Regions from separate parts of the Mus musculus genome. Here all the other regions are linked to region 1. The links are chromatin loops, found by intact Hi-C in ENCODE. Cell type or tissue: left cerebral cortex. All regions are shown on one strand.

Region 1 (8,000 bases):
TGAATTCCCATTGTAGGTTGTGCAAGCTACTCTAGTTGTGTGCAGTGGTGGCTGTTCTCGGTTTGACTACATCTGGAACTAAAACCCAAGCAGCTGGGGACACCTGTGCATGGATTTCCTTAATTAAAGCACGTGAAGTGGGAAGAGCCATCTTTAATCTGCGTCACACCTGCTGGAGGCAGGCTACATAAATAAAGGACATGGAAGAATGAAGATGTTGCTCTTTTTTCCTTCCCTCCCTCCCTCCCTCCCTCCCTCCCTCCCTCCCTCTCTCTCTCTCTCTCTCTCTCTCTCTCTGTGTGTGTGTGTGTGTGTGTATGTATGTATGTAAAAAGGGTAACCATAAGGTTTCCTTTGACTTTAATCAGTAAACTACAGGCTCATCTCCCTTAAAATACAGCCCCTGAACTAAAAATTACTTCATGATCTTTTTTTAAATGAGCCTTTTCTTAGAGTGACAGAGCCAGCTGCAGGACATACTGTCTATGGCAAGGACATCACAGGCACTCTCCCCTTGAGTAAGACTTCAGTCCTCACAGTTTGGCTCCTTTTCACACAGGCAGAGCACAGTGACATCTGTTCACAGCCCTCAGAATGCTATTGCTACTTGTCCCGTGAACTTAACAGGCCCGCAGACCATCACACAACTGACACCATGAGATAAGTACCATTCTCCAGGCCTTAGAACCCAGCACCTACTAGAAAAGAGAACAAAGTCCTAATCTATCCAAGTCCATAGTCCTGGGGAAACTCCTAAATGTACTGACCTTGATTTTTGGCTCTTGTAATCCTGCTTCTGGCTGATCTTAACTAACAGAAGTGGGTCAACCCAGGATGTGTTTTTGTGCTTAAAAGCCCACCATGAAAAAAACCTGTGTCTGCCCTTGGGTCCTGTACTCCCATTATTTGTTGGTTGGCTAATTAAGACTTTCTCTTGGCTTGAGCCCATGTCTGAGTGGTTTTCTCTGGCAGATACCTCACATCACGGCTTTTCCTGTCCTCCCACCATCAGCAAAGCAGAATCAATGCTTAGCAAAAATGTCTGACTTCCTCCTTTAAAGTAAGTTGTTTCAGTTTAAAAACATGTATTACTAATATCTAAACTGTTAGCTTGCTGTCTGCTATGAGCAGACACATGCTATGAGAGCATATGAATTTTAATTAGTGATGTGAAGTCAGAGCGGAAAAATCGTAAGAAGCATATTTCAGGTAGAGACAGAGCCATTTCTGAGTTCAAGGCCAGCAGGGTCTACACAGCCAGTTCCAGGACAGCCAGAACCACTAGAAAGCCTATCTCAAAGCACCCCCCTCAGCTCCAAATAAAGCATATTATTACCTATGTGCCTGTTCATTATACTCTTTTCATTCTTATGGGGTCTCTTTGTTATAGTTTAATAGTAAATTTATAGTAAATTGTTTAAATAAAATTATTTTATATAAACTTGATAATGTACTCAAATATTTGGAATAAGTTGTGAAATAAAGTGACCATACTTTACTTTTATGTAACAGAATATAGCTTTGAACTCATGGCTCTGCCTTAGACTCGTGAGTACTGGGACTACAGACCGGTTTCACCCAGACCAGGAGACAAAAGGTAGCCTTGTATCCACCCTAGAGAAGTCACTGCTGTCTGGTGACACTCCCTACAAGCCCTTGTCTATACACTAACTTAAGTAGATGGGTTGACATTTATTTTAAGAGGCAAAAAATAAATAACTGAATAAAGAATAAATAGTTTATATTTATCATGAAGAATGTTGTATAAAGATTCATCTGTGTAAGAGGGCTTTTTTTTTTTTTTTCCCCCGAGACAGAGTTTCTCTGTGTAGCCCTGGCTGTCCTGGAACTCACTTAGTAGACCAGGCTGGCCTCGAACTCAGAAATCCGCCTGCCTCTGCCTCCCGAGTGCTGGAATTAAAGGCATGCACCACCACGCCTGGCTGTATGAGGCTTTTTATCTGGTAAAATTGGTATGGCAGTCCTTTAAACTTTAAATGGGCCTGATTTTTTTTCCAAGGAAAAACAAGCAAGTGATTTTACAGTGTGAAAAATAGCCCCCTTCCCAATTAAAAATGTGATTACTATTCACTCTTTAAAACTGATCACCAAAATGTCATTAAATAAACCCAAAGTACGAGCATATACACAAGATTAGTAAACATGTTCTGTCTTTTTTCTGTGTAGTTTCTTTATATAGTCCTGGCTGTCCTAGAACTTGCTATGTAGACCAGGCTGGCTTCAAAGTCAGATCTGCTTGCCTCTGCCTTCCCAAGAGCTGGGATTAAACCTGTGCTCCACCATGCCTGGCCCAATCATTTTCAATCAATTATTCCTATCTTAGTAAATCTCCTTTTCTATTTCTTATTTCTCTTTCAAGAAACAACTACTATAAAGCCAGGCCTGTGGTGCATCCCTATAATCCCATGGCTGAGGAGAGGATGCTGATGCAGAAGGAAGGTCAGGGCCATTCTAGGCTATGCAGCAGGATGATGCCCCCATCAGGACCAGTTCCAACCCAGGACCAATAATTCACACTTGTCCAGAGCAAACAAAGCAGTTTCTAACTAAAAGTAGATTTAATGACACAACAATTCTAGGCATATAGTTCTTAAATCATTTCACATTGTGAAGAAATATTTGAAATACAGTTTTAATGGATACATTTTAATTTGAATGGGACTTTTTCGGGCTCAGGGTTGACAGCTAGTTTAAGCCAAAACTCCTTCTTTACCCAGTTGATTTTACTTGCGTCTTGAATGGCCAGAAGTCTAATCGTTTCCCTTAAAACAGAAACCACACACAATAAAAACTAACATGTAATGTTGATCACCTCATGACTTACAACCAATTAAAATGTGTAGTTAGTTAATTTAATTAAAATGCCTTTTAAGATTAAAGATACTAGATTAGTGAGCCCAGTCTACTACTGATTAGTGACATCATCAACGACCTGCCAAATTATGTTTTAGTATCTTTTTTCTTTGGATACGGGGCCTCCTGTATTCCAGGCTGTCCTTTAACTCCCAGTGTAGGTTTGAAATGTTAATCCTCATGCTTCCATCTCCCGAATGCTGGGACGGCAAGGGCGTGCCATCATCCTGTTTGTGCTATGCTGAGGTCTGAACTTGGCTTTCTTGCACAGGAGACAAGCACCTTACCAACTGAGCTATATGCCTAGCTTCCTGAATAATTTTGTCAAATGTATAATGTTATTTAGCATATATCCCAAGATAGATGAAATATAGATGCTACATTGCTCAGCTGGAAACACTTGAACAAACACACAGACCTAGCTGCTCTTAACCAAGAACCAGGGAATATCCAAGACACAACTAAAGCCCTATGAACAGTTTGCTAAGGCAATGCTAGGCACAGTGCTCATATCACTTTATGATATTTATGTGCTAACTAGCAGGTAAAATGGACAACCCCTGCAAGCCTTGTGCTCATTGACAGCCCTAGAGAAAGTCATGCTGGCCAAGCTGATGTGAAACTGAACTGAACAGAACCCCTGACGAAAGATGCTGTCTATAGCACCCTGCTAAAACATAGAGGAACCGTGCTGGGCACGGGGTGGGGTGGGGAGGCGCAGATGTCTGTAATCATTTAGGCAAAAGAGGCAGGATGGTTACAATTTCACATCAAAAACAGCTACACAGTGAGTTTTTGGCCATCCTGGGTTACGGAAGAACCTGTCAAAACATGGGAGAATCTCAGAGTACGGCACCGAACAGAGGTACTGGAAGGGCCTCCCCAGTGTTACTGTCAAGCTCAGTGTTCAAGACTATAGGTGGAAAGGCTGCTCTCTGTGTGACTAGGAGAGGGCCTTCTAGGTGGAAGGAACACGCAGTTTCAGGCCCCCTGCAAAGTCCGATCCATTTTGAGTTGATTATTTTAAGAGATGAGAGGGACTGACTTCATGCTCTGCACATGGGCGTGGTTTATTTCTAGAAGGCGATGCTCCTCAATGCCTCTTTCCCTTTCTCGAAAGTCCATTGGCTGTGGATATGTGGGTTCACATCTGAGCTCAGTTCTGCCCCATGAATGTTCAGCATTTCTGGTAATGTTAAGCTGCTTTCAGCTGCTATAGTTTTGTAGCATAACTGAAATCAGGCAGTGCAACGTCTCCTACTACGTCATTGTTTTTTTGCTCAAGATTGCGTCATTTGTCTTGATGGGATCTTTGAGTATCTGTAACTTCCCTGCATCAGTGACCTGAACTGGGAACCAAACGACCCCTGCCTTTGTCAGAGTATCAGAGCAACTGGAAAAGTGCTAAGACAGTGTACAAAGAGGAGTCATTTTTAAAATTCACTTTTTAATCAATGGATTTTCAAAATAAAAAAACTTTAATGGACAAAACATTGTATCTAGTCCCCCAATCAACAATTTTTTTTTTTGGTTTAGTAAAAATGTCATTTTCACAAAGTCAATGTTTGTTAGTGTTAATTACAAAATACGCGTACAATTGATATGTCAATCTTATCTGCTTTCTTTCAATAGGATTTCACAGATGAGTTATGGAGAAAGAGTTTATTGCTAAGAACATTTAGGTAGTAGTGAGGCTAAAGCCTCACAGCTTTGGAAACATGCCTGAGGCTAGGCCACACCCGTGTAGAACTGTGGGCGTAACCCAGTAGCTTCTGCTGGGCTGCTTCAGTAGGCTGCTGAAACTAAGATTCTTTCCCCACACACTGCATTGTGCTTGCTTATTTATATTTTTAAAAATAACCTTCAGAATGGAGGCAGCTGTCTCAAGAATCCTTCAGAAGCAACCGGGTAAGGCAATGAGTGAAACAGGCAAGCTCCCTTATACATACATATACATACATATATATATACAACACACACACATATATATACATATAACTGACAAGAATTCTCTCAAAATGCTTCACAGTTCAGGCTTCCACACAGGATGCAAATGGTTCTGTGCCAGCAAATCAATACCTACCGGTTACCCAGACCTCACAACTGGGGTGGGGGTGGGGGGCATCTCATAAGTAAATGTAAATTAAAACATTTCTGTGTTCTTTTTCATTCCTATTAATACAACCCCCTTTGTTGTTGTTTAGACAGGGTCTCATGTAGCCCAGGCTCATTTCCAACTCATTATGTAGCCAACAATACCCTTGGACTTCTTATCCCCCTGCCTCTATTTCCTAAGACCTGGAATTACAGGGCTGTACTGCCATGCCTACTTTTATCCAGTGCTGGGGACGGAACCCAGGGCTTCCTGCACGTCAGGCAAGCACTGTACCAACTGGGCCCTAACCAGATTCTCTAAAAGCAACAAAAACGACTCAGTGCTACTTTCAAATCTCAATGTACCATGATCTACCTGGACTAGTACATCCAAAAGCAGCATCAGAAAAGCAGCAAGCACGACGCTGTTGCCTATGGCCAGTCCCAGTAATGGAAACTGCCCCCTAAGTCTTCTCTACTTCCACATATAGTGAGATCATCTGGACTCTGGTTATCCTGCCTTCTTCCACATCACACTTGTCTACCATTTCCCCTCCACCATCACATTTCATCACATGATTAAACTCTCCAGTCACGTGTTGGCCATTTAAGGATGGGCCCTGGATGGGCCAGTTGAAAGAATTAACACATGACTTCCAACAAGCACCAACCTTTACCTTTGAACTCTGGTGCACGGGCAGTGTATCTGGGATCTTGAAAACGTGGCAAAAATCTTAAGCATGTGAAGCAGATATGGGAGATAAACTCTTGAGTTTTTAAAAAATCTTACTCCTCTGTTGATCCTCTCACCTCAGCTGCAAACAGATTACCAGGGAGGGAAGAAATGGAAAGTTCTTGGTAACCAACCGCTCAGGTGTACAGAAAATAACCAGTAGCCATGTAGCATGGCGTAGTCACTAATCTACCTCACAGTTCTGAGCAGAGACACAAACCCTAGGCAGACTCACACATACAACGAAAGCTATGTACAAAGATGAATCTCAAGGACACATTTGGTAAAAAAAAAAAAATGCTCAAAAGGCAATGACAGGTGACAGATCATTTAATATTCTTTTTTTTCATATTTTATTTTATTTTTTTTCATTTTTTATTAGGTATTTAGCTCATTTACATCACTTAATATTCTTTAACTGAAATTTCACACAGCCAGTAAAAGTGCAGAGGCAGGACGTTTATACAATTTGTAAAAGGACTCTGAATCTATGATGTTCCAATTCACATAGTTACCAAAGAAATCTAAAATAGGAGGTATTGTTTTCGTTCCAAGACCAGCTAAGCTTTAAAAGAAACAAATAAAGATGTCTCCCTGTGCCTGCGTGCTTACTTAACAAATACAGAGCCTTGGAAGACATGTTAAAATAGGAATTGTAGGCTCACTTAAGATCATGTACAATTTATACCACTGAGACAAAAAAACTAAACTCCTCTAAGTCAAATGACTATTAGGATGGCAGCTGTAAACCGGAGAGCAGCCACAAAGGCTCAGGACTTGCTAGTTGTATTATAAAAGGTGTTGTTATTCTTAAACATTTAGGTGACAGAATCTTTTTTTTTTTAATTTTTTAAGATTTCTTCTTCAGCCCTCTCAAAGGTAAATGAATATTTAGTGCAGGTGTGATGCATTGTGAGTGAATTAAGAAATAAACTTTGGCTGGGGGTGTGTCTCTGTGGCAGAAGTCTTGACTATCAAGTGTGAGGCTCTGGGTTTAACTCTATAACTACAACGCCAGCAAGATAAGTAAAAGCTTTCCCAAGAGTCTATAGGCTACAGATCCAGGGATGCCGGTCGGTCCACTTGTAGGGAGGAGCTCTGCACTGCACACCATTCTCTCGGTGGCTACCCATCCTTCCAGGCATTAAGTATGGAGCTTTCACGTCTTCTGCATCCTGGATGGCTCTGGCTGTGGGGTTCCTGATTAGAGAGGGTCTATTCAGCAGGAAGTTTCAGAAGACAGGTCTTTTTAAGATTAGGGGACTTACCTTTTAGAGTAGGAAATGGAAACAGAACAGAAAGGGAAAATTCAAGGACATGGGGATGGGAAGAAGGCCCCTCACCATGGAGTTAGGCTAAGGCCTCTCACAGGCTAATAAAGAAGTTCACAGCAAAACTCCCTGGAGACTGTGAACACTGAAAGAATGGTGAAACAGCAATGAGCCGTGTCTAAGGCTTGAGAAAACAAGATCCACAGGTTTGCTGGGACGGCTCTCCCAGCTGTAAAACATGAAACCTCCTTCTGATACTCTTGTACAAATGCTTCACCTGTAACCTAGCATAGCAGGGAATGGCGGAATCTAGGCCTTAGTCCCAATCCTAGCCCTGCTCCTCAGACCACCCCGTGACTTCACTTCCTAAACCAGGAATGCTTTGAACACTGTAATTCAGAAGCCACCACACTTCATATGGCTTTGTTAGAAGTACTTGCCTCCATCTCTAGATAGGCTCACATCCATGCTCGGGAATTTCCCTAAAAATCTTTATCTGTTATTCTGCATAAATCTGTTAAGACCCTTTTGGGGGTGGGGGGAGCAAATTAGTTTTGTTCATGTTTCTATATGCCATGGCTTGGTATTTTCAACTTTGTTGAAATCAAACATAAACTGTGGCTTAGAATTCCCAAGGCTTATGTCACCAATAAGACAAGAATATTCAGTACAAGCTGGGAGTGGTGGCATACAACTTAGTTCCAGCACTCAGGAGGCAGATAGGCAGATCCTTCTGGGTTGGAGACCAGCCTTGTCTATAGTTTCAGGACACTCAGAGCTACATAGTAAGATCTCAACCTTCCCCCCTCCCCCAACCAAACCAAACCAAATCAAAATAACAAACAAAAAGACAAACACCACAACAAAAACCCCCAAGAATATATATCATAGAAAACATGTATCATTTATTACATGGACTTAGAAATCAACACAAATCAATGTCAGGCACTTTTTAAGTACACACTATGAGAAATGTCTACCAAGGGTATGCACAATGAGCAGGCAACACCACAGAGACTCATTCATCC
Region 2 (8,000 bases), 91 kb before region 1:
AAAAAAAAAATTGAAAGTTTGTATCTGTAAATTTATTTCATCATGAGTAATTTATTAACCAAATAGTAGTATAACTATTGATTCTTTTATTACATAATTTCTTCTTCTACTTCGCTAAAAGTATAAACACCATACTCTGCCTTAATAGTTTAAAAACCTTCAAAAGACTCAAGTATATCACAAATAATTATATTATAGACAGCAACCTATAAAAGTTATAATGAGATATTTACATGGGAGACATCTCAATTACTCTAGAGTTTATCATAGGAATAAATGAGAAAATTCTTCTGATAATAAGAGAGGTCCTGGAAATGATATCTGCTAATGAAATAGGTTCCCAGAGTACGTGAGACTTAGAACCCTCACTTCCACTCATAACCGGCCCCAGAGCTCACTTCGTTGAATCTAGTTCTACGTCTTCAGGCAGACGCACACTTTCTCTCTTTCCACATACGAGGCAAGCGTCTGGCCTCTTACTTACATCACTCAGGTTATAAGCATTGACTCTGTGCTGGATGAATTCCGGTGCATCTGCTGGCACGCTGCACTTGAATTTCTCACCTTCATGCTTTGCTTTGTAATTCAGCTGAAGGGTTATGGGGGCAGGGAGGGAAAATATGTTACTGTGGGCTGACTGTGTGTCCCAATTACACTTAATCCCTTAAAGTCTCCATTGGTGGTACTTAACAGGACCCACCCATCAGAGGTGATAGGCTCACAAGAACTCTGCCCTCATGGTCTGATTGGCCAGCAGAAATGGCCTCATTATAAAAATGAGCTCTGAGGAGGGCTTGCTCTCTGGCCCCCTAAGCAAAGCCTGTGCAATGCAATGATTCAACAAGAAACCCAGGACTGGCACCAAGCCCTTAGACTTCCTAACCTTTGAAACTATGAATTAAGTAACCTTTATTCTTTTTGAGGGGCAACAAGACCGATTTAGATATAATGTCTTACCAGGAAGCCCAAATTGTCCTCAAACTCAAGATCCCCTGCTTCAGCCTCCTAGTGCTCAGGTTTCAGTCAAGGGCAATTATTTCTGGTAAACTTCTATTCTTTATAAATTACTTGGCCCCAGAGTGTTTTTTTTTTCTCAGCACACAAAATGAACTCAGCAGACATTCAAACAGTTCAAAGTAGGAATTTCGTTGAATTTATGTAAGAAGGTATTGGTGTCTCTTTAAGAAGAAAGGGGGGGTTTCATGTGTTTAGCAAATTGTATCTTATATCTTGGGTATCCTAGGTTTTGGGCTAATATCCACTTATCAGTGAGTACATATTGTGTGAGTTCCTTTGTGAATGTGTTACCTCACTCAGGATGATGCCCTCCAGGTATGGAAGGAGTTACAGAGACAAAGTTTGGAGCTGAGACGAAAGGATGGACCATGTAGAGACTGCCATATCCAGGGATCCACCCCATAATCAGCTTCCAAACGCTGACACCATTGCATACACTAGCAAGATTTTACTGAAAGGACCCAGATATAGCTGTCTCTTGTGAGACTATGCCGGGGCCTAGCAAACACAGAAGTGGATGCTCACAGTCAGCTATTGGATGGATCACAGGGCTCCCAATGGAGGAGCTAGAGAAAGTACCCAAGGAGCTAAAGGGATCTGCAACCCTATAGGAGGAACAACAATATGAACTAACCAGTACCCCGGAGATCTTGTCTCTAGCTGCATATGTATCAAAAGATGGCCTAGTCGGCCATCACTGGAAAGAGAGGCCCATTGGACACGCAAACTGTATATGCCCCAGTACAGGGGAACGCCAGGGCCAAAAAAAAAAAAAAAAAATGGGAATGAGTGGGTAGGGAAGTTGGGGGGAGGGTATGGGGGACTTTTGGGATAGCATTGGAAATGTAATTGAGGAAAATATGTAATAAAAAAAAGAAGAAGAAGAAGAAAGGGGGGTGGGTTGTTTAATCTTGTCACTGTCTCATTCGTCTCTCAGAGGAATCATGGTACAACTGGGCCTCACTCTGACATTTCTGCTGCTACACTATAGACACAGTTAACAGATGCCTCATCAGCATCACAAGACTGGGTCTGGAGGGAGTGAAAACCCAAAGTTATAAAGCTCTATAGTGAGAGGAGTAAGGAAGCCAGGAATAATTCCCACTAACATCTTAACGCAGCTATAAAGTCTGGTCCACGCTGTCCCCTCTTTAGACTCTCCTCACCTCTCTGTCTACAGTGCCCTGCCGGGCATTCTTCTTCCCGGCATCCTAGCTTCGTTTATTTACTGAAAGTGTAACTGCATTGCTTTCTCTCCATTACCTTTCCTTCCTTCAACGCCTCCCGTGCCCCTCACTCCCTCTCAAATCCCTGGCCTCCTTTTCTTTAACTCTTCCTTTTACATACACACATGCAATTACGCACACATGCATAAATAGATAAACACAACCTGTTGAACCCATTCACTGCTGCATGTGTACACGGTTATTTCAGGACTGACCGCTGGATACCCAGCTAAGGGGGTCCTCCCTGCGGGAAGACTCTCTCTCTTTCTCACTCTCAGCATCCCTTAGTTGCCTGGGGTTCTTTGTCTATGGGTGGCGCTCCACATTAGCACATCTGTTGGTGTCAGTGTTCAGGTATGGTTGAGCTAGCCCTATTGTTGAGGTATCAAGAGGGGAGCTTGCCTGCCGTTCCCAAGAGACAAAACTTACAGCAGATTTATTTTATGGTCCTCTGGCTCCTAACATATTTCTGCCTACCTCTTCCTTGATGTTTCCTGAGCCTTAGGTACAGGAATTGTGAGATATATCTATATCATCTATATCTATATCATCTATATCTATATCTATCTATCCATCCATCTCTCCCTCTCTGTGTGTGTGTGTGTGTGTGCGTGTGTGTGTGCGTGTGCGCACGCGCAGAAATGTGCAATGTCAAGTGTGGAGGTCAGAGGACAATTCTGGGGAGTCAGTTCTCTGCTTCCACCACATGGAAGGAGATTGGGGATAAGGCTCAGGCATTCAGACTTAGTGGCAAGCATCTTTCCCCACTGAGCCATCTAGGCAGCCCCCATATTTTAACTCTCATTTGTTTTCACATTGCTTTGTTGTAAGCACACCTTCTCTTTCTTTAAAGTCTTTGACTTCACCAGAACACGAATGCTCCACATTTTGCCCATTAAATAGATGTTTCTCAGTTGCTACTGTTCTATTAAGTGTCGCAAAGGTCTAGCATTCATGGGACACATTTTAATTAGTAAGACAATTCTATGAAAAATCAATGAGTTACTTAAAAATACCAGTTACTTCATTGCTGTCTAACAATCTGTGGGAGGGGGCTAAAGTTCAAGCTAGCAGCTACATTTGCATCGTATTAAAATCTGAAACATGGCATTAAGGACATGACCGATGGATGACACTTGAAGACACTGAGATTTTTCAGTAAGTCACACCTGGGTCACCCCCATGCAAAGAAGTCAGGACACTTACATCACTGAGCTGTTTGGTGTTGAGCTGGGCTTGCAACAGCACGGGAGTGTCGGTGACTGCTGTGAACCTGGTCTTATCAGGATGCACTTTGTAGGTGTGCTGGAAGAGAAGAGAGCCTCTGCTGACATTCCACGCTGAACTTTTCTATTCCTGTTCATACCACACCAATGCCGGAGAACTTTACATCTAAAACTCTGCTTTCCTTAGTCCTGAAGAATGGATCCAAATGCTACTTCCTTCTGCTTTCTACTCCTCTTTCTCTCCTTTCATCTCCCTTCCCCAGTGTTCTGTGGTAGATGTGTAGCTTTTATTTTAAACTAAAACAGAATTATATTATTTCCGTCCATTTCTCCCACCTATCTCTATTCCTTCTTCCTTTCCTACTTCATGATTTTTCTACACTTGATATTAGCCAAAAGGCCAAGAAATCATTGAGGTTTCTGCTTCATCTAAGCTGCCCAGTCAATCTTTCCAGTGCCCACATAGCTCTGTGATGAAACTTGCATTTCGTTTGGGCTGTACATTGAGTTATAAGTTCTGCCCATCCCATCCTCCCTCATCTTTATAGTATCCTCCTCCTCCCTGGTATATCTCGGTCATGTCTCTTCTCCATTCCTCTTTCTCTTGAGAGCGTTCTTTCTGCTTCTCTGCCCCTGATCTTGGCATAGCAGAACAGTCCTGCCTCAGATCACTCTGGACCTCCAGTCTCTTCACATCACCCTGGTCTAACTGAGTCACCCACGTATATTAGATGATATCTCTCTTGATATTGAATGCTCTTTGTTCATTGCCTGTCTCTTCCACTCCAGTTGAACTTCTGGTAGAGCAGATCATCTTTCCCCCTAGCTCCCAGCACTGAGGACAGTGTCAGGCTCATGCTAGCCCGGTATCATTTTGTTGAACAATGAACACCCTGATTATGACAAATTTGGATAGTCTCCTTTTGTCCTGAATTTATAGCTATACAAACTACTGAAAATAGACATAAAACCTGAAAGAATTTCATAACCAATAGAAATCTTCCTAGAAATTTTTGTATTCTCTGATCCAACATCCAAAGTCAAATTAAAAAATAAAAACAACTCCATCCTGACAACTAGGTGACAACATTTAAACTCCTGTTAAATGTACCACTAGATGTCAGAAGCATCCTACATCCAATCCGAAGAACTCAGGGCAGCTGGCTTACATCTTTACACTGGTCCAACTTCTTGATAGATTCATATTCTTGGGTTATTGTCTGAGGGAAATAGCATTTCCCTTTATCTTCTTCATATTCTGCTTTGTAACTCTTCTGAAATGGCAGAAGAACAAAACCAACTGAGGATGGCTGCTGCTCCCAAGCAATATCACTACAAGGCCAGAGGAACTGGATTCAAACTTACATCACTGTTTTGAGCAGAAACCTTCATGCAGTGTGTATGGTATGGGTCTTCAAAGCTGCCTACGTAGTGGCCCAACATATTCTTTACATAGGAATCTTTATATTTAGCCTAATAAAGAAAAACACACATACTTTGAGTTAATAGCAACTTTCCAATGGGCAGGAAAGCCTTCCCACCCAAGAGGTGGCCATGGCTTTTCGAACCTCACTGAAGTTCTTCAGAAGGGTGTCAAGTTGATACTTGGGGGTCTCACAGTAATTCATACTCTTGGCCTTTGTCTTCTCATAGTTTTCTCTGTAGAGTCTCTGTCAACGGAAAAAGGAAGAAAATACATATCTCAAACACTACCAGTCATCTATGCCATTGCCAGACTCGAGCAATGGGATGGAATTAGTATGGTTTCTTCCACCCATCTTCCATCACACAGAAAGGATACTCTTAAAGCTCATGTCTTGTATGATGTCACCTGCTAATAACAGCAAGTGTTCATATTACCTATCCCAGTATTTCTCAGATTGAAAAGGGTAGCGTGTGAATGCATTGAAATAACTGTCCCATTTGTGTGTGCTTGAAGAATGTGGATTGCTTTAAAATTTGAAGTACAATAAGGCCTAAGGCCTAAGAAGGGCCTGAGGACTCAGGTAGTCCTACAAAAACCACCAGCTCAGCACTCGATGCACACACTTCTCATATGCTTGGAAGTTGCTTTTCACCATCAGCCTTACATTCTCTTTATAGCAGCTACCCACAAATTATAGATTTTAAGGTTTGGAGTCCTCCAACAAGTGCTCTGTCATATCTTGCTTCATAATCTCTCTTTTATAAAATTCTTAAACTGAAATGTCTTGCTTCTGTGTTTCTGCTTCAGCCGGTTTTCTACTCTGCCTCTCAGCTGATTTTCTCGCTTCCTGCTTTTTTTGTTTTCTGCACATCTTTGCAAGCACGTCAGTTCAGGGCACTGAGTGAATGCACACCCACACTGATACTAGGAGCACTGTATGTTCTAACATTAGGCCACTTCTGAGAAATAAAGAAAACAGTGTTTTATTATTTGTTTCCTCCTTATGAAACAAAGGCATAGAGGAGATTAAAGACACAGTCCTCCCAGAGAAGAACATCACTAGCAGTGAATCTCTGCTATCGCCTCTCCACATTTAGTTTGCCATGCAAATGTGAGATTTGAGTGCAGGTTGACATGCAACCCAAGGGTACATTAATTAGTGGGGATCCCCACATCAAAATGAAGTGGCTTGTGAAAGTTACTTACATCACTCTGGTTCTTGGCGGTCTTCAGGGAGTGCAGCATCTTGGGGTCATCATTGATGCTGAGGGCACCGATCATCTTGCCTTTGCTCTTCTCATAGTCCTTCTTGTACATCACCTGCAAGGACACCACACATGTTAACTGCTCAGCAGGGGCATCCCAGGCCAGCAGCCCAGCCCAGAGCTACACTCACATCACTGGCATTCTTGCTGTTGGCTTTGGCTGCCAGCAGTGGGATGGCATCCACCTTGATGTCAAACTTCTTAGCTTTGCTCTTCTCCCAGTCTTGTTTGTAGACATTCTGGGAAAGGAATTAACAAAAGTGAAATATTTGACATCACATTTAGAGACCAAGGCTAACTCCTTATTATTATTATTATTAATTTATTTATTTTGGTTTTATGAGACAGGGTTTCACTGTATGGCCTTGACTGTCCTAGAACTCATCCTATAGATCAACCAGCCTGGCCTTGAACACAAGAGATACAACTGCCTCCTGACTCTCACCCCACCCTGTGCTATGATTAAAGACATGCATCACCACTGCCCAGCTATTACTTTATTCTCTACAGAAGATAAATGCATCCTGTTCATTGTCTAGAAAATTGTGCATGCTTGAGGTCATTTTCCATAAGCTGGAGCTTCTAGGTTTCTTGTTCTCCATCAGAATATTTCATCAAATTAGCTCCGTTTCAGTGATCTCACTAATATCTGAGTTCTAAACTAAACAGCAGTGAGGGGTACACACATTCTGCAGTCAGCCTACTCTCTGTGGTTTCAGGAATCACTTCCATTTGCCCTCTAAATCCACTCAGAGGTCATTTCAGGAAGCATCCTATTACCCTCCAAGGCTAGATAATCGCAGTACTTGTTTTAGGAATTGCTGAAGAAACTAAGACACACTCTTCTCCTGAGGGTCATTTAGCTTTTCTATAAAATTAAATTTGGAAAATGAAAGCTGACAATGGATTCATGGCCTTCTGCCCTTTACATATTCCTTCTGGGCTATCATTAGCATAAGCCTTCTTACAGGTAGAAATAAGTCTAATTTGTGTCGGGACACTGTAGGCCTGGGGAATAAAGGAAATCATTTCTAAAAAAAAGATTATATTCCAAGAAAGTTGAATTACAGTATAGGATATATAACAATGCTAACAGATCTAGCATTAAGAATTACAACAAAATACACATGCAGGGTGATATTTTAGAGGCTGGTTAGAACATATTAAGGTTATCTAACAATTGAATGAAGCTACTTGCAAGATGACTACACAGAAGCAGTAGGGATTTACAAGGCAAGTTTAAAGTTATTTTGGTAGAAACACACATTTGTTAAGGGTTCTTCCCATCTTTAACCTTGAAGTAGTCATTGGATTACAATGAAGCAACTCAAAACCAGGGGCATAGCTGTCTGTGGTGCAGTACGTGAGAGACTTACGTCACTTAGGTTATAGGCGTTCACTCTGTGCTGGATAAAGGCAGGAGCATCCGGAGGTATATGACACTTGAATTTTTCACTTTCATGTTTGGCTTTGTAATTTAGCTAAAGAGGGAGAAGCAGGGTATGGGCAGAGAAAGGACCATTAAGATCAGAAGAGAAAGGTTTACTGAATGGAAAACCTTCTTCAGACATGTTGCAAAATAGCTGGCCAAGATCACAAGAGCAACAGCTTAGGAAGACTGCTCTGTGGAATCTGTGTACTGGACTCTTGTCATGTCACCACGTTTATCACAGTCACCACGTCCACCACTGTGGTAGGTGACAGAATGAGGTGGCTTTTCATTCACATTCCTCTCCATGCCTCTCACAATTGGTCCTTTACCAGAAGCACCGTCCTGGCCTCCTCTTCATCGCTGATCTCGCTTTATTGGAGATTCCCCTCATAAATGCACCTTGCATAT
Region 3 (8,000 bases), 280 kb before region 1:
AACAGAACATGTGTCAGAAAATGATGATCATCCTTCTGAAGCTACCCTAGAGCATAAAGATGGAGATCCTAAACCAGCAGTAGAAAATGCTTCATTGGAAGACTTAACAACAGAAGAGAAAAATGTAGGCATTAATATGGAATCTAAAGAAAGTACAGCCTCAGTTGTAGCACGAACAGAACAAATAGTAAATGAAGATAGTCAGGCTGCTGCACTAGCCCCAAATCCAAAAACACTCCGACGGTCTTCGAGGCGGCGTTCAGAAGCTGTAGATTCTTGCAGTGACAGCCAAGAGAGAGAGAGTGGTCAGCAAAAAAAGGAAAGACGAAAGGAAGAAGAAAAAATAATCTCCAAGAGTCCGTTGCGTATCAAAGATGATAAGTTGCCCACGCAAAAACTAACTGATGAGTCACCTATACAGGAAAATTTAACTGAAAAGGGAAATACTTTACCTGAGAGAACTTCAGGGGAACCCAGTGTTAATGCTGAAATTGACCAAAATAGAAGAAAACCAGACCTTGAGAATGTTAGTTCTGAAGGAGGTGGTGGTACCCTGGACAATCTAGACAAGTCGTCTGAGAAACCTTTAAGAGGACGGACACGTTATCAAACAAGAAGAGCTTCGCAGGGTTTGATTTCTGCTGTTGAAAACTCAGAATCTGACAGTTCTGAGGCAAAGGAAGAAGTTTCTAGAAAGAAACGATCAGGGAAATGGAAAAATAGAAGCAGTGACAGTGTTGACATTGAAGAACAAGAAGAAAAAAAGGCTGAAGAGGAAGTTATGAAAACTGCAAATCAGACACTCGATGGCCAGGCAGTTCCTGATGTTGATGTAAATGCAGCGGCTCAGGTTTGTGAAAAAAGTACAAATAACAACAGGGTCATCCTCCAGGATTCTGCTGGGCCTGCAGATTCACTGCAAGCTCCACCCAAAGGCGAGGAGAAAAGTAAGATTAACAAATGTGTAGACAGTTCATTTGTAAGTCTACCTGTGCCAGAGTCAAACCTCAGGACTAGGAATGCCAGTAAGAGATTATTATATAAACAAGATAATGATAGTAATGTGAGGGTATCAGACAGCTCTCTGTCTCCCGAAAAATTCACCCAAGTTGAATGCCAACACAAGAGAAGTAGGAGAGTCAGGAGATCTAAAAGTTGTGACTGCTGTGGCGAAAAATCACAGTCCCAGGAAAAGTCATTTATTGGGTTAAAGAACACAGAAAGTTATGCTATAAAGAGTGTGGAGAAAAAAAAGACAGATCTACAAGTACCTGAGACTGCCCCTGAAACTCGTGAAGCTCGTGACCATGCTGAAACAAAGTTGGCAGGCGAAGAGCCTCTTGTGAATTTTCATGTGGGTCTTAAAGAAGAGAATTGTACTACTGGTGATTCAGTTAAGTCTGAGGCTGAGTTGCAAGAAGCTTCCCTTCCACCTGAAATAGTAACTGTGAAAGAGAAGACTTACGATACAGACGCTAGTGAAGCAGTGTCTGAAATCCAAGGGCCATGTAGTGAGAACCACAGCCCTGCTGAGGACCCAGGCTTAAGTGAGTGCAAAGACATTTCACAGAAGCAGCTTTCAGAGAACGGAGAGCTTGACATCAGCGATGTAGGGAAGGCATGCAAAGTCATAGCTGGGTCCAGTCCAGAGGGAGTTGAAACTATGGAATTAAATGTAAGAAATGATGCATTTGTAGCTGCTGACTCTGAAAAGAGTACCCAAATGGATGTTTCTGTAGATGTGGCAACAGAGGAAGATAATAAAAAAGATGAATGTGAAGCAGTCACAACTGAAGTGAATGTTGAAGGAGTAGCCACTGAGGACTTTAATTCAGGTATGGATCTTTCTGATACTCCCATACCTGTAAGCAAGGATGTTGAGACTGAGCACGCAGCTAGTGGGGAAATAGAGGGGGAGAGCAATGAATCTGATTCAGGCTCATGTGAGGAAATGAACAAAGAAATGGGAAGTCACAAAGCCCAGATGAGCACTGAAATTGACAGTGCCAGGGTAAAGGAGACGGACATACTTGCCAGTGCCTCTAAATCTGAAGAAGCGCTGATTGGAAGACTAGACGTCAACACCCAGAGCTTTGTTAGTGACATTGAAATGAGTTCTGGAGAAAGAACTGTTAATTGCAAAACTGAGACATCCATTGAACTTAATAAATTAGATGAAGCAAAATTAAGTGGCAATGAAGCTACAGTGGGAAATGATACTCTGCAGGAAGTTTGCTTTACTTCAGAGAAAGTGGAGAAATTACCACAGTGTCTGCTAGTTCAAGTGGCTTCTGAACTTGGAGCAGAAAGCAATACTACGTCTCCCGAAAAGTTAGAGCTGGATTCTTTTGGATCAGTAAATGAAAGTCCTAGTGGTATGCAGCAGGCACGTTGTGTCTGGTCACCTTTGGCTTCTCCATCCACAAGCATTTTAAAGAGAGGACTAAAAAGATCCCAAGAAGATGAGATCTCACCAGTTAACAAGGTAGGAGGAATGACACTAATGAATCTAATGTTTGCTTGGAATATGTGGTCACTATGTGAAACCTAGTAAAGGACAGGGTGTTAGCATCATGGCCACTCACCATGGGAAGGTCAGGAAGGGTCTCAGGTGGTCTTGCACCTCACACTCAAAAACTTCATGTAGGTGTACACATGGGACATAATGGGTAGCTCTCATTTAGGATCTTCCTTTTCTACAATCCAGTTCATGGAGCCAGATTTAAGAAGCCAAGCAGCACTGATTATTGTTGATCAAAAGTGTCAGCACTTAATATGTGTTTGGATTTAACTAATATAAAATATTCTAAGACAATTAAAATATTTTGTAACTACCTCATTTTTAATTTCTTTCCTGTAGTCCTTATCCTCCTTTGTCCATTGTGGAGATTAAATCCATGGTCCCGTTTATATATGCTCTATTACTGCACCACATTGCCCAGGACTTAGTTTTTTTTAGACTTAGGTGCATGCCACCAAATTGATTCTCCCCTATCCAGTTTTTGTTCCTTTTCAAGGTTGGGGGAATCCAGTGCACAGTGTTGAGTATGTTTGGCACATGGCACATACTCGGTCACTGAGAGATTCCCAGGTGTTCATTTACTATTTATTTCCTTAATGTCTGTTTTTTCTGCACTTAACTATACACATGAAAAGCTTCAGGAAAAAATGGGATTATCTAGGTTACATAGGTTAAATGAATGAGAAAAATGTAACCTCTGCTTGACATAAAGCATGTCCTAAATGATGCCATGCTGATCTTTTCAACTTAATCTTGAAATTGATATCTGATACTATAGAATATTTATTTGAACATATGTGTATGGTATATATAAAGATGGTGCTTTGAACTTTGCCCTTACAAGCACGGATGTTTTTAAATCTTTTTTTGGAGTTTGTGTGTGTGTGTGTGTGTGTGTGTGTGTGTGTGTGTGTGTGTGTGTGTGTGTGTGTGTGAACCTCTTGTTTTCCATGCTGACCACTCACGCCTCAGCTAGGGTTATAGTCTGTTTCATCACCTTTGGCTAATAAGTATATCTTTTTCGACTAATTTTTACTACATTTAATTATTTGTATGAATATATTAGGACATGTGCACAGTATAGTAGTGCAGGTGCCTATAGAAAGTAGAGACATCAAGTGCTGCGTAGTGTGGGTGCTAGGACCTTTGAAGTGCAGTGTGTGCTCTTTTTTCTGTTTTTGGTTTCTTTGAGACAAGGTTTCTCTGTGTCCTGGCTGTTGAGTAACTTGTCTGTAGACCAGGCTGGCCTGGAACTCATTAGCCTGCCTCTGCCTCTATCTCCAGGAGAGCATGCACATAACTGTCCAGCTGCAGTATGAACTCTGAACTCCTTTAGTTTTACAATCTGGAAAAAATAACATTAAAAAGGCTTCTGAGACTTTAGAGATGAAGTTGTTTAGGAAGATGTAACAGCTCTTGATTTTTATTTTATTTTACTTTTGGTTTTTTTTGTTTGTTTGTTTTGTTTTTATGACAAAGGGCCCTCACTATGCAGTTCTGGCTGGCCTGGTGTTCACACATTGGTAGCTATATACTTTTTTTTTTTTTTTTTTTTTTAAAGGAAACAGGTTCATTGTGGACTGCAAAGGGTAGTAAGGCAGTAACAAGATGACAGAATTCTGAATTCTTTAGAAGGCTTGTACAACTTAACTAGAATAACTATTGTACTACTGCTTGATAGGAACTTAGGTTTAGTGTCTGTTTCTGTCTCTGTCTCTCGTTGAAGACAGGGTCTTGCTATGTAGTCCTGGCTATACTTGGGAAGATTTAATTTCTGTGGTAGATACTTTGCCCATTCTTAAGAATCAATCCTAGAAGATATGGAATGATACTAATATCCGCTATATATTTTAGCAAATAGCTCAATGTGAACATATTGTAGTCCTTTACAAGAAGCAAATTCAGCCACAGTGAGGTTAAGATAGATAAAAATTGTTGCCCTGTGGCCACAATATTTGTATTGCCTTCAGAGAGTTTAGGGCAGGGCACAGGAGATAGCGTGGGGGATCTCATGTTTGCAAAGCAACCATGAGGACCTGAGTTCAGTTTCTAGAACCCACGCTTAAAGTAAGAATCCTGGGCTGGGTGGCATGTCCTAATAATCTCTGTCTTGGGGAGACAGACAGCCATATTCTGGGGTCTGCTGCTTAGTAAGCCTAGTCTACTTGGGGAATTTCAGGCCATTGAGAAGCATCATCTCACAAAATTAGTTGTACAACACCTGAGCAATCACTCCCTTCAGAGTTGTCCTCTGACTTCCACATGCATGCATTCACAAGTTTACATCGATGATTAATAAGATATACCAGAAGCCAGTTACTACCATCCATAGTATGTATAATAGAGTTTATTGGTTAACTAAATCAAATTATACAGGATTTTTAAAAGAAATTTATTTTTTTTTGGTCTGTACGTTTGTATATGCAAAAGTCAGTGATCCTGGTGAGGCCAGAAGAATGTATCAGATCCCGTGGAGCTGGAGTTACAGACTTACGTAGAACTGGCTTGTTAATGTTGGTGCTAGGATTTGAACTCTGGCTGTCATTATGCAGCTGGTGCTTTTAACACCTAAGCTGTCTTTTGAGCCCTTGTTTTGTTCTTTGAGGCTGAGGTTTCACTATGAAGTTCCAGACTGGCCTCAATTTGGTGATTTTCTGCCTTTGTCTCCTGTGCTGGGATCACAGGTATACATTGCCATTCCTGCATTTGTTTTTTAGACAGGGTCTTTCTATGTAGCCCTGACTGATCTGGAACTTGGAAATCTATACCGTGCAGACCAGGCTGATCTCAAACTTTGCCTCTTGAGTACTAGGATTGAAGGTGTACACCATCATATCCTTTGTATTCATTGTACATTGCTAATTTAAAGAGTTAAAGTTTTGATCACTGAAGAAGTAGTGTAGTATATAATTAGGATGAGCTGCAGTATTAGGCAATATCTGAAAGATGGAACAGTTGTACAGGAGGGTTCTAGTAAAATAAGCTTGGAAATACTTGCTTTTGCACAAACTCAAGGTGTTGTCATCTTTTGGGGTGGGGGATATGTACATACATTTAATCCAAGTTGTTTTATGTTTAACTCATTGATTTACATAGACATTTGTAAGGGTCTAAAGTAAGAATAATATCTTTTTAATCACTAGTCAATTGTAAAAGTGCCAATTAATGACAGGTGTTGTCTTCTTAATGAAAATTTATCTTGTACTTTCAGATTAGACGTGTCTCGTTTGCAGATCCAATATACCAAGCAGGATTGGCAGATGACATTGATAGGCGTTGCTCTGTTGTTAGATCTCATTCTTCAAATAGCTCTCCCATAATAAAAAGTGTTAAAACTTCACCTACTTCACACTCTAAGGTAAGCTGTGGTCTTCAAAATATGCATATGTCTTTATTTAAAGTTGTATTTGGAGATCAAGAAACAGTCTTCTTTGCTTTGGATATATACTGCTTTTTCATGGAGAAGGCTAAGGCCAATCAATCAGCTAAATATCACAGGTAAATTAATATTTTATCCTATTCCATTTTCATTTCCTAACATTTTACAAGGGCGATTTTACTTGTACAATTTAACTTGTAACATTATAGTTGTCTGGGGTTCTGAGTGTTGTTTTTCTCTACTTCTGTCTAGCATAATACCACTTCAGCCAAAGGATTTCTGTCCCCAGGATCACAGAGCTCTAAATTTAAGAGCCCAAAGAAGTGTTTAGTAAGAAGTGCTTTAGTTTTTATGTAACTTTATACTTCCATGTTCGATCTTGTAACCTCTACTTAATGGCTCTTGAAATTTATTTTAAGATTACAGAAATGGCCCAAGAATCCATGCTGTCCCCAACAGAAAGTGTTTACCCAGCTTTGGTGAACTGTGCAGCATCAGTTGACATCATTTTACCTCAGATTACATCAAATATGTGGTAAGAGGAGTAGGCGTTTGGGGTGTCTGTCTGTTTTTCACCTTTATTTTGAGACATAGTATTGCTAAAATTTGGCAGTTTGAGGAGGGTGTTTAGCTACTAAGGAAGCTGAGGTAGGAGGATCGCCAGGTCATGGCCTGCCTGAGATGTAGTTGTAATTTCCTATAGTAATGATGAAGTAATCTGAGCCTAGGACTGAAGCTCAGTTGGTAGATGCTTGTTTAGAATTGACGAGGGTATAAATTTCTCCCCTCAGTACTGCATAAGCCAGAAGTGCTTTTGCAGGGGCACTAGGGACAGCTCAAAGGCATCCTCTGACATGTCCAGTTTGAGATCAGTGTCACACTGGATTGTTGATTTAAATTTCTAAGACTTACAATGTGAAGGGACATAAAAATAAAAGATTTTAACGAGGTTCACCTGTATGAACCATGTTCATACAGAACATAAGTTCTGTGTACCAAAGAGTTCTTGATTTTGGATCCTTTCCTCCCTCCATACACACTGGGATTATAAGATTGAATTGCCAGGCATGGCTTAGGGGAATGTCTTAACGGTCAAACTTCTCAGTGTTGAATTAGTTGGTACTTATTCCTCTCACACATTTTTTTTTTTTTTTTTTTTTTTTTGAGATGGGGCTTCTCTGTGTAGCCCTGGCTGTCCTGGAACTCACTTTGTAGACCAGGCTGGCCTGGAACTCAGAAATCCGCCTGCCTCTGCCTCCCGAGTACTGGGATTAAAGGCGTGTGCTACCACCTCCTGGCAACCTCTCACACATTTTTTACTTCAAAAGTAAAACGTGTGTATCCTGATATGAATAAAGGCTTAGTGTTTGCATATTTTGGTATATATCTTATTTTATCCTACTGTAGACCCTCTTAGGAATGGAAATATCATTGTAAAATAAAAGCTTAGTAGGCTTACTCCACAAAATTTGCAGAGCTGAGTAGGTTGGTTGCCGTGTAGTTTCGAATAGGTAGACCTCATTGATGGTCTTTTGTTTGTGCTTAATTTAATCTTGTTCCAGTCTTGTTAGAGATGTAATTAGCGCCGGGCATGGTGGCGCACGCCTTTAATCATAGCACTTGGGAGGCAGAGGCAGGCGGATTTCTGAGTTTGAGGCCAGCCTGGTCTACAAAGTGAGTTCCAGGACAGCCAGGGCTATACAGAGAAAACCTGTCTCAGAAGGAAAAAAAAAAAAAAAAAGAAAATTTAAATTTATATGTATGTGTTTTGCCTGCATGTATGTTTATATACCATGTGAGGCTGATTTTGATACCTGGAGGCCAGAAGGTATTAGCATCCCATAGAACTAGAGTTGAAATGTGTTCCTGGAAGTGAAATAAGTGCTCTTAGCCACTGAGCTATCTCCCTCCATTCTCAGACAACTAAATGTTTTTTTTTTTTTTTTTTTTTTTTTTTTTCTCGAGACAGGGTTTCTCTGTATAGCCCTGGCTGTCCTGGAACTCACTTTGTAGACCAGGCTGGCCTCGAACTCAGAAATCTGCCTGCTTCTGCCTCCTAAGTGCTGGGATTAAAGGCGTGCACCACCACACACAGCTAGA

What was found. Hi-C counts contacts between places; a loop is a spot of excess contacts. Peaks named below come from ENCODE experiments on the same cell type or tissue, not always from the same donor. Only the 100,000 strongest peaks of a DNase experiment are listed, where the experiment ranks them.
Region 2: a loop joins it to region 1, with 2.2 times the contacts of the local background. A loop is called at or near these places in 15 of 42 quality-filtered maps.
Region 3: a loop joins it to region 1, with 2.1 times the contacts of the local background. A loop is called at or near these places in 2 of 42 quality-filtered maps.

Annotation. Positions count from the first base shown.
Region 1 is chr2:52,390,096-52,398,095 of GRCm38, forward strand. Arl5a (ADP-ribosylation factor-like 5A) reads right to left here. Exons shown (of 6, transcript NM_182994.2): 6 at 7,856-8,000. Gm13522 (predicted gene 13522) reads left to right here. Exons shown (of 4, transcript NR_166117.1): 4 at 17-213. Among named protein-coding and RNA genes, the nearest start is that of Gm13522, 16 kb to the left of the region's middle. In left cerebral cortex, no CTCF peak of the experiment used is centred here; a DNase peak (open chromatin) is centred at 4,649.
Region 2 is chr2:52,298,993-52,306,992 of GRCm38, forward strand. It overlaps Neb (nebulin), which reads right to left. Exons shown (of 157, transcript NM_010889.1): 18 at 7,537-7,641; 19 at 6,292-6,399; 20 at 6,102-6,215; 21 at 5,038-5,139; 22 at 4,835-4,942; 23 at 4,639-4,743; 24 at 3,450-3,548; 25 at 485-589. All of the region lies in intron 2 of 4930573O16Rik (RIKEN cDNA 4930573O16 gene), which reads left to right. Among named protein-coding and RNA genes, the nearest start is that of 4930573O16Rik, 12 kb to the left of the region's middle. In left cerebral cortex, a CTCF peak has its summit at 4,585 (motif pointing right); DNase peaks (open chromatin) are centred at 4,637 and 5,771.
Region 3 is chr2:52,110,516-52,118,515 of GRCm38, forward strand. Rif1 (replication timing regulatory factor 1) reads left to right here. Exons shown (of 36, transcript NM_001355415.1): 30 at 1-2,485; 31 at 5,733-5,879; 32 at 6,153-6,230; 33 at 6,320-6,435. Among named protein-coding and RNA genes, the nearest start is that of Gm52510, 17 kb to the right of the region's middle. In left cerebral cortex, no CTCF peak of the experiment used is centred here; no DNase peak of the experiment used is centred here.